2 separate regions of the Homo sapiens genome follow, and region 1 is linked to region 2. The links are chromatin loops, found by intact Hi-C in ENCODE. Cell type or tissue: heart left ventricle. All regions are shown on one strand.

Region 1 (5,000 bases), 360 kb before region 2:
TCTTGTGTTTCTACCTGTCTGGTGAGAAGCAGTACTGACTACCTTTGTCCAGATGATGTTTGTGAGGTTGTTTGTACAGCAGACTGCCCCAGAAGGTAGAGATGGTGTCTCCCTTCAGAGCAGAGGGCAGGCATGCTTACAGGCCAGCGTCATAAAAATAATATCTTGCTTCAGGGCAAAAGTCAGACAAGGTTACTGCCCATTATAAAGGACTCCGGGGTCCCTCAGCCCAGGTTTCCCCTGCTCCAATTCAGCCACCTGTGTGTGTGTGGCATCACTGGTCCCGTTCACTTTGCTCCTTTGGAATTAGAGCTTGGGCAATGGGTACCAGTTATACTCTTTTTGCTTCTGACCACATCTTCTGTCTCTGACTCAAGGATCTCATGTCTTGTTTCCTACCCCTTACTCTGAAGTCATTTGTCATAGACCTTGTTTGGTTTGTTCCCTCTCTTTCTGCTCCTCTTCCCCTCCCTCCCTTTCACCCTTTCTTTTTGTTGTTTTCTTTCTCTCCTCTCAAACAGGTGAGGGCTGTATGCGGCCCACCCATCACTGGGCTAGACGGTGGGCTGGCTTGGCCTGGTCGTTGTCTCTCACCTGCTGGGCAGCTTCTTCTCCAGGACCGGTGCCTGCACAACTTACCTGGTCCCTGTCTCACTGCTTTGAAGCCTCCTGCCTTCCCCACATAGTTCTCTGTGCACTGGCACATATGGAAAATCAGAGTCCCAGCAGGTGCTGTCCCCGGGGCCCTCGCCCTCTTTCCCCTCTTCTGTCGTGTGGATCGCACTCCAGGGCTGTGTCCCTAGAATGGCTGTGGGCGTCTCACTGTTCTCTCCCTGCTTCCTACTAAGTTCCTCAGGAGTTGCTGATTTGGATGAGGGACAACCAGCAGCACATGGGCCTGAGGAAGAGGAAGGGCTGCTGAGCCCCGGCTTCTCGCCAAGGTGAGGCCGCCTGCCTTCTCACCGTCTCCGCTTCGGAAACAATGTCTTCAGGAACAACGCGGGTGAGACAGCGCTGGAAATTCTCGCTGGGGCCGTGCTCTCTCTCCTTTTCCCTCACAGTGTGTGGAGATTACGCCCCAAATCTGACGCAAGTCCAGCCATCTCTACAAGGATTTTATTGGAAAATTAGAGGCAGCTGTTTTGGTGACTGCTCATCAAATGCTATCAGAAGGCAGCATTGTTGTTTAACCCTTTCCTCCCCCGTCCCTTTTCCTCCTACTCTATCCCCAGAGAAGTCTTTTAAGAAGGGACTAGAAAAAAGCTTTATTATTTTCAATTTGTATGGTTACTTACATGTGTCTTCTTCTTCTGGTAACTAAATGGAATAGGGATTGTGAAGTGCGGAATGGTCACGAGGCTGGAGGCAAAGACCCCAGCAGAATGGTAGGGAGGCTGGAGGCAGACACCAGCTGTGGTAGATGAGGCCAAGCCAGCAGAGAGGGTCTGAGTGTCAGAGAAAATGGAGAAGGGCCAGAGAGGGGTGAGGATGCAGACAGGCCACCTGCGACACCCATGGGGGCATGCGTAAGGGGTCCTTGAACCTTAACAGAGATGCTGCTCCTGATAAGGGCCTGTGACCACGAGAGCCTTTCCCCCTAGTCACCGTCCTCACATGCGTGCGTCAGTGACCTGGTGAATATTCAATGTGATGACCCGGTCACTGTCATCACGTGTGTCCATCAGTTACCTGGTGAATACTGAATGTTGTGATGACCCAGTCACCGTCATCACGTGTGTGCGTCAGTTACCTGGTGAATATTGAATGTTGTGATGACCCGGTCACCGTCATCACGTGGATGCATCAGTTACCCAGTGAATATTGAACGTTGTGATGACCCGGTCACCGTCATCACGTGTCCGTCAGTTACCTGGTGAATATTGAATGTTGTGATGACCCGGTCACCGTCATCACGTGGATGCATCAGTTACCCAGTGAATATTGAACGTTGTGATGACCCGGTCACCGTCATCACGTGTCCGTCAGTTACCTGGTGAATATTGAACGTTGTGATGACCCGGTCACCGTCATCATGTGTCCGTCAGTTACCTGGTGAATATTGAATGTTGTGATGACCCGGTCACCGTCATCACATGTGTCCGTCAGTTACCTGGTGAATATTGAATGTTGTGAGGACCCGGTCACCGTCATCACGTGTCTGTCAGTTACCTGGTGAATATTGAATGTTGTGATGACCCGGTCACCGTCATCACGTGTCCGTCAGTTACCTGTTGAATATTGAATATTGTGATGACCCAGTCACCATCATCACGTGTGTCTGTCAGTTACCTGGTGAATATTGAATGTTGTGAGGACCCGGTCACCGTCATCACGTGTCTGTCAGTTACCTGGTGAATATTGAATGTTGTGATGACCCGGTCACCGTCATCACGTGTCTGTCAGTTACCTGGTGAATATTGAATGTTGTGATGACCCGGTCACCGTCATCACGTGTGTCCGTCAGTTACCTGGTGAATATTGAATGTTGTGAGGACCCAGTCACCGTCATCACGTGTGTCCGTCAGTTACCTGGTGAGTATTGAATGTTGTGATGACCCGGTCACCGTCATCACGTGTGTCCGTCAGTTACCTGGTGAGTATTGAATGTTGTGATGACCCGGTCACCGTCATCACGTGTCTGTCAGTTACCTGGTGAGTATTGAATGTTGTGATGACCCAGTCACCGTCATCACGTGTGTGCGTCAGTTACCTGGTGAGTATTGAATGTTGTGATGACCCGGTCACCGTCATCACGTGTGTCCGTCAGTTACCTGGTGCATATTGAATGTTGTGATGACCCAGTCACCGTCATCACGTGTGTCCGTCAGTTACCTGGTGAATATTGAATGTTGTGATGACCCGGTCACCATCATCACGTGTGTCCGTCAGTTACCTGGTGAGTATTGAATGTTGTGATGACCCGGTCACCGTCATCATGTGTGTCTGTCAGTTACCTGGTGAGTATTGAATGTTGTGATGACCCGGTCACCGTCATCACATGTGTGCGTCAGTTACCTGGTGAATATTGAATGTTGTGATGACCCGGTCACCATCATCACGTGTGTCCGTCAGTTACCTGGTGCATATTGAATGTTGTGATGACCCAGTCACCGTCATCACGTGGGTGCGTCAGTTACCTGGTGAATACTGAATGTTGTGATGACCCGGTCACTGTCATCACGTGTCCGTCAGTTACCTGGTGAATACTGAATGTGGTGATGACCCAGTCACCGTCATCACGTGGGTGCATCAGTTCTGGTGAATACTGAATGTTGTGATGACCCAGTCACCATCCTCACGTGTGTGTGTCAGTTACCTGGTGAATGTTGAATCCTGTGATGAATAGCTATGATTTCACTAGACCGGTATTGGATTTTTTTGTGAATTTACCACTTTTCACTATTATAATAATGTGATACATTTCTTAGTTCTTAAATCCTTGCCTAGATATCTCTTTTCAGTTGGATTCCTAGAAATGAGATTCAGTTAAAGGACATAAACACACACGTTCAAGGCTTTAGAAAGTCACTTGGCCAAGTGCGTAAGACACACGATAGAGACTGCAGCCCCCACGGCAGGAGCTCCCATCCTCCCCAATATCAGCGGTTTCATGTTTGGCTTTTGGGTAACTTTGGAGCAGAAAAATTTTGCATTATTAGTTTTTATTTCTTCAGCTAGTGAAGTTGGGCATTTTGTGTTTGCTGTATGTATTTTACGGATTCCTTATTGACGTCTTTGGGGTAAGGTTCTAAAGGTAGAGAAGGCCCCTACCATGCATGTGGGTGGAAAGCCTGTACCTGGGCCTTCTCGGCACTCTCTCTGCATAGCTCCTCCTGCTCCATGGAGTATTTCCACATAGGGTCGGATTTCTTTCGTATTCTTAATTTCACTTTGACACTTGATTCATCCTCTTTTTTAGAGACTTTGGTTATTGTTGTTCTACCATAAGCTCCATATACTGTTTGGTAGTCCCAGGCATCAGTTCTCTGTGATGAGAGGGGCTGCAGGAAGGGGCTGCGCCAGCTGGCAGCACAAGGGCCTGGAGTCCGACTGCAACAGTGAGCTTGCACGCGGAGGTGCACGGAGCCAGCCAGGGGATAGCTAGGTATTTTTTCTTTACCCATATGAAAGAGCACTTCACATAAAACGGTTTTCTTTTCAAAATTAAAAATGTTTAGAAGTATATCTTTTTTCTTTTAATATGAATGAGGCTTTCAATGTAGTTTTCTTTCTTTTCCCAAAAGCTTCCAATATACCTGCAAACAAGCTTTATTTAGCAGAACTTTTCCCAAGAACCCAGTTCGTCACTGCCAGACTGCCTCTACCTCGGGGCCACAGAAAAAAGTACCGTAGAAATTTCTGGAAGGTTGGGGATTTTTGCATTTTTTTTTTTTTTTCTGAGTGCAGCTTTAAATAATTTTCAAGAATAAGAAAATACAGTAAAGCTCACTTGGTGGAACACAGGAGTTTTGTGTTCTAGTTTAAGCAAATAGTTTATTTGAAAAGTGTTAGCGAGAGGATAGAAAAATGTTTATGTGCATGAGAAGTAACTGCAAAACGAAATTTGGCAAAAGTTTCTCATTTTGAATATACATAGGAAAGTCATAACAGAAAATGAAATTAAGAATTTAGGTATAGTTGTTTGTTGTTCAATGAAAATTGTGCCTTTACAGGTCAGGATGAGAATGGGAGGGTCATTCTGAATCGAAAGAATCACTTGTTTTATTTGGCAGGGGAGGGGGAGCAGCAGAGGCAAATGGATGGTAATGTGGGGAGGCGCTCATGGGTCAGGGCTGCAGCCACTTCCTTAGAAGCAGCGGGAGGAAGGGTTGGAGCCATTTAACTGCAAGAGGAAATGGTTTCTGTTCTTTGAGTACTCTGTACAGTTTGGGCTTCCACTTTTAGACTAACCTGTGAAGACAGAAAATTACACTCACACTGGTAATGGAGAGCTTCCTAACTTGTTTGGTACAATTTTCGGTCATAAAACAAAAGCAAAA
Region 2 (5,000 bases):
GGCAGAGCGCTCTCTGCTGCTCACCCCATGCTCCGCAGGCCTGCAGGAGCGAACACAGAACACCCCAAACGCCCGTGAGAGGGCAGGTCCCGGTCCCAAGTCCTGCACGGAGAAGGGGACAATCACTGCTTTTTATTTGTTTTTTTGTTTTTTTCTTTGAGAGGTAGTCTTGCTCTGACCCCTAGGCTGGAGTGCAGTGGTGCATTCTCGGCTCACTGCAACCTACAGCTCCTGGGTTCAAGCAATTCTCCTGCCTCAGCCTCCCAAATAGCTGGGATTACAGGCGTGTGCCACCACACCCGGCTAATTTTTTGTATTTTTAGTAGAGACGGGGTTTCACCATGTTGGCCAGGCACTGTTTTTTTTTTTTAACTGATACATAGCAGGTGTACATATGTGGGGGGTTCATGTGATCATTTTATTCATATCATTTATAAAGATCAAATCAGTGTAACTGGGATATCCACCACCTTAAATATTTGGACAATGATTTTATTAAAAGCAGCTTTATAGGATTATAATGAATATACAGTTGACCCATGGTAAAGATGGCATTGGATGGCTTTTAGTAAACGTATAATTAAGCAACCATCACCAAAATCCAGTTCTAAGGCAGCCACATCAGTCCAGAAAGCTTCACTGTACCCCTGGCAGTCAATCCCCACCCGCATCCTCAGGGAACCACGGATCTACTTTTTGTCTCTACCGTTTTGCCTCTCCCAGAAATTTCCTATCCATGAAGTCTTGCAGTGTCATCTGGCTTCTTCCATGTCAGGCACTATTTCGGAGGCCATGCCTGCTGTGGCGTGAAGCTGCAGCGCATACTCTCTGACAGCGGGGCAGTGAGTCCCAGGGCGCATGGGCCACACTTGCTCAGGTGGGCACCTGCGGATGGCCATCCAGGCCGTTTGAAGTTTCTATAGTAATTAGGAATAATGCTATGAGGAACATCTGTAGAAAGCCTTTGTGTGAAGGTAGGTTTTTCATTCTCCTAGTTTAATACTTAGGAGGAGAACTGCTGGGTCACATGGTAAGACTCTGTTGAACTCTTTAAGAAGCTGCCAAATAGTTTTCCAAAGTGGCTGCACCATTTTTCACTCCCACCAGCAGGGTAGGAGGCTCCTGGCATCCCCACATTCCCACAGCCACAGAGTCCCCGCCTTCCGCCTTTCTAGGAGACCCCTTTCTCCTGCCTATTTCCCCATTCTGGGTGCTAAAGTCCTAAGGTCAAGCCCACCTGCCACCAACAGGAAGTCATGCTGTGGGGCAGCAGTGGCAGGAGCAGGATGAGGAGTGGGAGCTGAAGGGCGAGACTGGAAGCCAAGCAGAAGCAGGAAGCAAAGTAGGAATCAGAAGTGAAGCAGGAACAGGAAGCAAAGGAGCAGGAAGTAAAGCAGGAGCAGGAAGTGAGGCAGGAACAAGCAGCAGAAGCAGGAACCAAATGAGCAGGAAGTGAGGCAGGAACAGGAAGTAAACCAGAAGCAGGAAGTGAATGAACAGGAAGTGAGGCAGGAGCAGGAAGCAAAGGAGCAGGAAGTAAAGCAGGAAAGGAAAGCAGAGCAGCAAGCACAACAGGAACAGGAAGTAAAGCAGGAGCAGAAACTAAAGGGGGAAAAGGAAGTAAAGCAGGAGCCAGAAAGAGGCAGGAATAGGAAGTAAAGCAGAAGCAGGAAGTGAGGCAGGAACAGAAAGGAAAGCAGGAGCAGGAAATGAGGCAGGAACAGGAAGTAAAGCAGGAACCAGAGGGAAGCAGGGCAACAGGTCCTCCCTTCCACTCATCCTTGCAGCCTCCTCTAGCCTACCAGTGGCCAGTCCAGCAGGCAGACCCTGGCAAGGCAAGAATGAGGCTCCCAAGCACCAGGCCAGCCCCAGAAAATGGGTGCAGCAGGAGCTTGATGTTGAAAGTCAGTGGCTTCCAAGTAGCACATGCATGGAAACTCCAGAACCACCAGAAGGAAAAGCTTCAAGGTCCCCTGCTTCCTGCCCTTGAGAAAGCAGCCTCTGTGTGTGTTGAGTGACAGCTGATGCTCGCCCAGCGCCTGCCGTGTGCCAGGAGCCATCCTAAATACCTCCAGCCTTTTAATTCAGCTATCCCCAACATTGGAACACTATGGGGTGGGTGTCACAGTCACCCCCCTTTCACAGATGAAGAGACTGAGGTATAGAGCTAAACAAGGCTCCGGGTCACTCCAGGGCTGGGACTGTGACGAGGCAAGTGAAGCGCCTGGGGCCGGGAATTTAAGAAGGCACCCTGCTCAGGGGTCTGCCTGCACGTGCACTGCCCCTGGCACCTCACTCCCCTCACCCCAAGCCCAGTGCTAGGCCACACAGCTAGTGAGTGGCAGACACTGTATTTAAATGACAGCAGTCTAGCTGCAGCCTCCCTGCTGAGAACCACTACGTGAAGTGCATCAAATACCTTGAGTTTAAGGAAGTGCAGTATATGGCATAAAAATATACACATGCAAGAGCTCACTAAATGCAGCCAGATTCCATCATCTGAATGTGAGTTACCCATTTCAGTAATAGCCTTGGCCAGCATTTAACCCCAGGACAGCTTCCTTCTGGCACCTAGCCTGCTGCTGGGATGTCTTCCTCCTTTTCACCCCTCAACCCCCCTCATTTATTAGGGAGACTGATTTTAAAAGTTGGCTCAAAGGTAAATTAAAAATCAGACAGCAGGCCAGGCACAGTGTCTCACGCCTGTAATCCCAGCACTTTGGGAGGCCAAGACAGGCGGATCACGAGGTTGGGAGATGGAGACCATCATGGCTAACATGGTGAAACCCTGTCTCTACTAAAAATACAAAAAAAAAATGTTTTAAAAATTAGCCGGATATGGTGGTGGGCGCCTGTAGTCCCAGCTACTCCGGAGGCTGAGGCGGTAAAATGGCGTGAACCCGGGAGGTGGAGCTGGCAGTGAGCCGAGATCGCGCCACGGCACTCCAGCCTGGGCGACAGAGCAAGACTCCATCTCAAAAAAAAAAAAAAAAAAAAAAATCAGACAGTAACTTCAGAAGTTTTGTTTTTAATTGTCCATGCTTTATTTTCCACCAACACCACCATTTCCATGGACAAAGTGGGTTCCAAACTACCGATGTATGAGTCAACATGACCCAAGTAAGATGGAGGACTGTGGTCTCAACACACATGGTCAGGTCAACAGCAAGCCCAGTTTGATTTTTCGACGGAAATGCCAGGTTTTGAAATAATCCTTGCAAAGGCTGGATTTGCTCCTAACAGGCCTTGAATTGGCCTCCAATGATCTACTAACTTGTTATTCACCAGGAATGGCAATTTCTCTCTCCCCAAAATAGTTCATTTGGTCATGAATGAACAGAGACAGGAAAATTGAAGCAAACTAAGGTGAGTTTCATTGGCTAGGACTGTCCAGGGACATTTAACAGACAAGAGCTCAGAAAGCAATAAGCTTTGAGTGAATGGTGCCAATTCCGCCTCAGCAGCCCTGAAGACCTCCTGCTCCCTTCGAATCCCCCAAAAGGGCAATGGTTGTCAAATATTTAAACATATGGACTTGAGTTTTTTGGGGGTTTCTTTTGTCTTTGTTTTTGGTTTTGTTTCTTTGTGTGTTTTTTTTTGGTTGTTTTTGTTTTTGTTTTTGTTTTTGTTTTTGAGATGGAGTCTTGCTCTGTTGCCAGGCTGGAGTGCAGTCACGCGATCTCAGCTCACTGCAACCTCTGCCTTCCGGGTTCAAGCAATTCTCCTGCCTCAGCCTCCTGAGTAGCTGGGACTACAGGCATCCACCACCACGCTCAGCTAATTTTTGTACTTTTAGTAGAGATGGGGTTTCACCATGTTGGTCAGGCTGGTCTCAATCTCTTGACCTTGTGATCCGCCCATCTTGGCCTCCCAAAGTGCTGGGATTACAGGAGTGAGCCACCGCACCCAGCTCTTCTTTGAGTTTTTAAGGCCACATAAGCTGTGGATGTTATAGAATTTCTTATTTCCCTGGGCAGCAACTGGGCCTCTATTGAGACCCAAATGCCCTCTTCAGAGGGAACTACGAGGTCAACAAGCACAATCCCCACATGTGCAGTGAAGTCTCCATACGTCCACTCTGGAGGAGGAGATGACAAGGCAGGGAGGCTGTCATTTCCTACTTGGGCGGACCCTTCTAGGGGCGGTCTGCTCTGGCCCCTCCGCAATTCCAGTCAGCAGCCTAGCATGTCACTCTGGGAGGACCGCAGGAACTAGCAAATCCAATATTCTGCTTACAAATGGAGAGACGGAGGCCCCAAGAAGAAAGCTAAGAGGTACCATCATCAAAGGTAAGGTGATGGGAAGCTGCCCCATGCCTCGGTGTTCCACTATGAGACAGAAGACACAGTGGTTATAACTGCCACTTACCACTGATTGTTAAACTCAACTTCATTTCTTTTTATTTTTTGCCTTTGCCATGATAGATTTTATATCTTATCACCACAACTGTGTGGTGATGTGGTTTGGATGTGTGTCCCCTCCAAATCTCATGTTGAAATGTGGTCCCCAGTGTTGGAGGTGGGGCCTGATGGGAGGTGTTGGATCATGGCAGTGGATTCCTCATGCATGGCTTGGCACTCTCTCCTTGGTGATGAGTTCCTGCTCTGAGATGACAACTCAGATAACTCCATGCTGTGGTGCTAGCACCTGAGAGACCCATGACCGAGAGATCTGCCCCCACATATAAATCCAGAGGGATGGGGCTGGCCTGCTGCTTCTCTTCAAGAACCAGTAGAGGCTGACGCTGCAGAGAGGGCAGCACCCCAGGGTCAAGGAAATCACCAACAGAGGGGACCAGCAGGGGTCACCTAAGACCCCAGAACAAGAGAAACCTTTCTTAATTTGCCACATCCAGTGAGTTCAATAGAAGCCTCCTGTTTCAGCCAGGGGTCCCCAGGGAAGCAGAGTAACAGGACATGCGTGGATATGGAAGTGGACATAAGCACGGGAATGGATGAATATGGATATGGATATTGATATAGAGAGAGGTATGGATATGG

What was found. Peaks named below come from ENCODE experiments on the same cell type or tissue, not always from the same donor. Only the 100,000 strongest peaks of a DNase experiment are listed, where the experiment ranks them.
Region 1: a loop joins it to region 2, with 9 times the contacts of the local background. A loop is called at or near these places in 47 of 110 quality-filtered maps.

What each region holds. Positions count from the first base shown.
Region 1 is chr12:130,390,283-130,395,282 of GRCh38, forward strand. It overlaps a transcript of PIWIL1 not described here. Among named protein-coding and RNA genes, the nearest start is that of PIWIL1, 55 kb to the left of the region's middle. RefSeq lists enhancers at 1,379-1,879, 1,880-2,380, 1,968-3,167. In heart left ventricle, no CTCF peak of the experiment used is centred here; no DNase peak of the experiment used is centred here; H3K27me3 peaks cover 757 bases.
Region 2 is chr12:130,753,130-130,758,129 of GRCh38, forward strand. LOC105370080 (a long non-coding RNA gene) reads left to right here and starts at 3,838. Exons shown (of 5, transcript XR_002957439.2): 1 at 3,838-4,988. In heart left ventricle, no CTCF peak of the experiment used is centred here; a DNase peak (open chromatin) is centred at 2,255.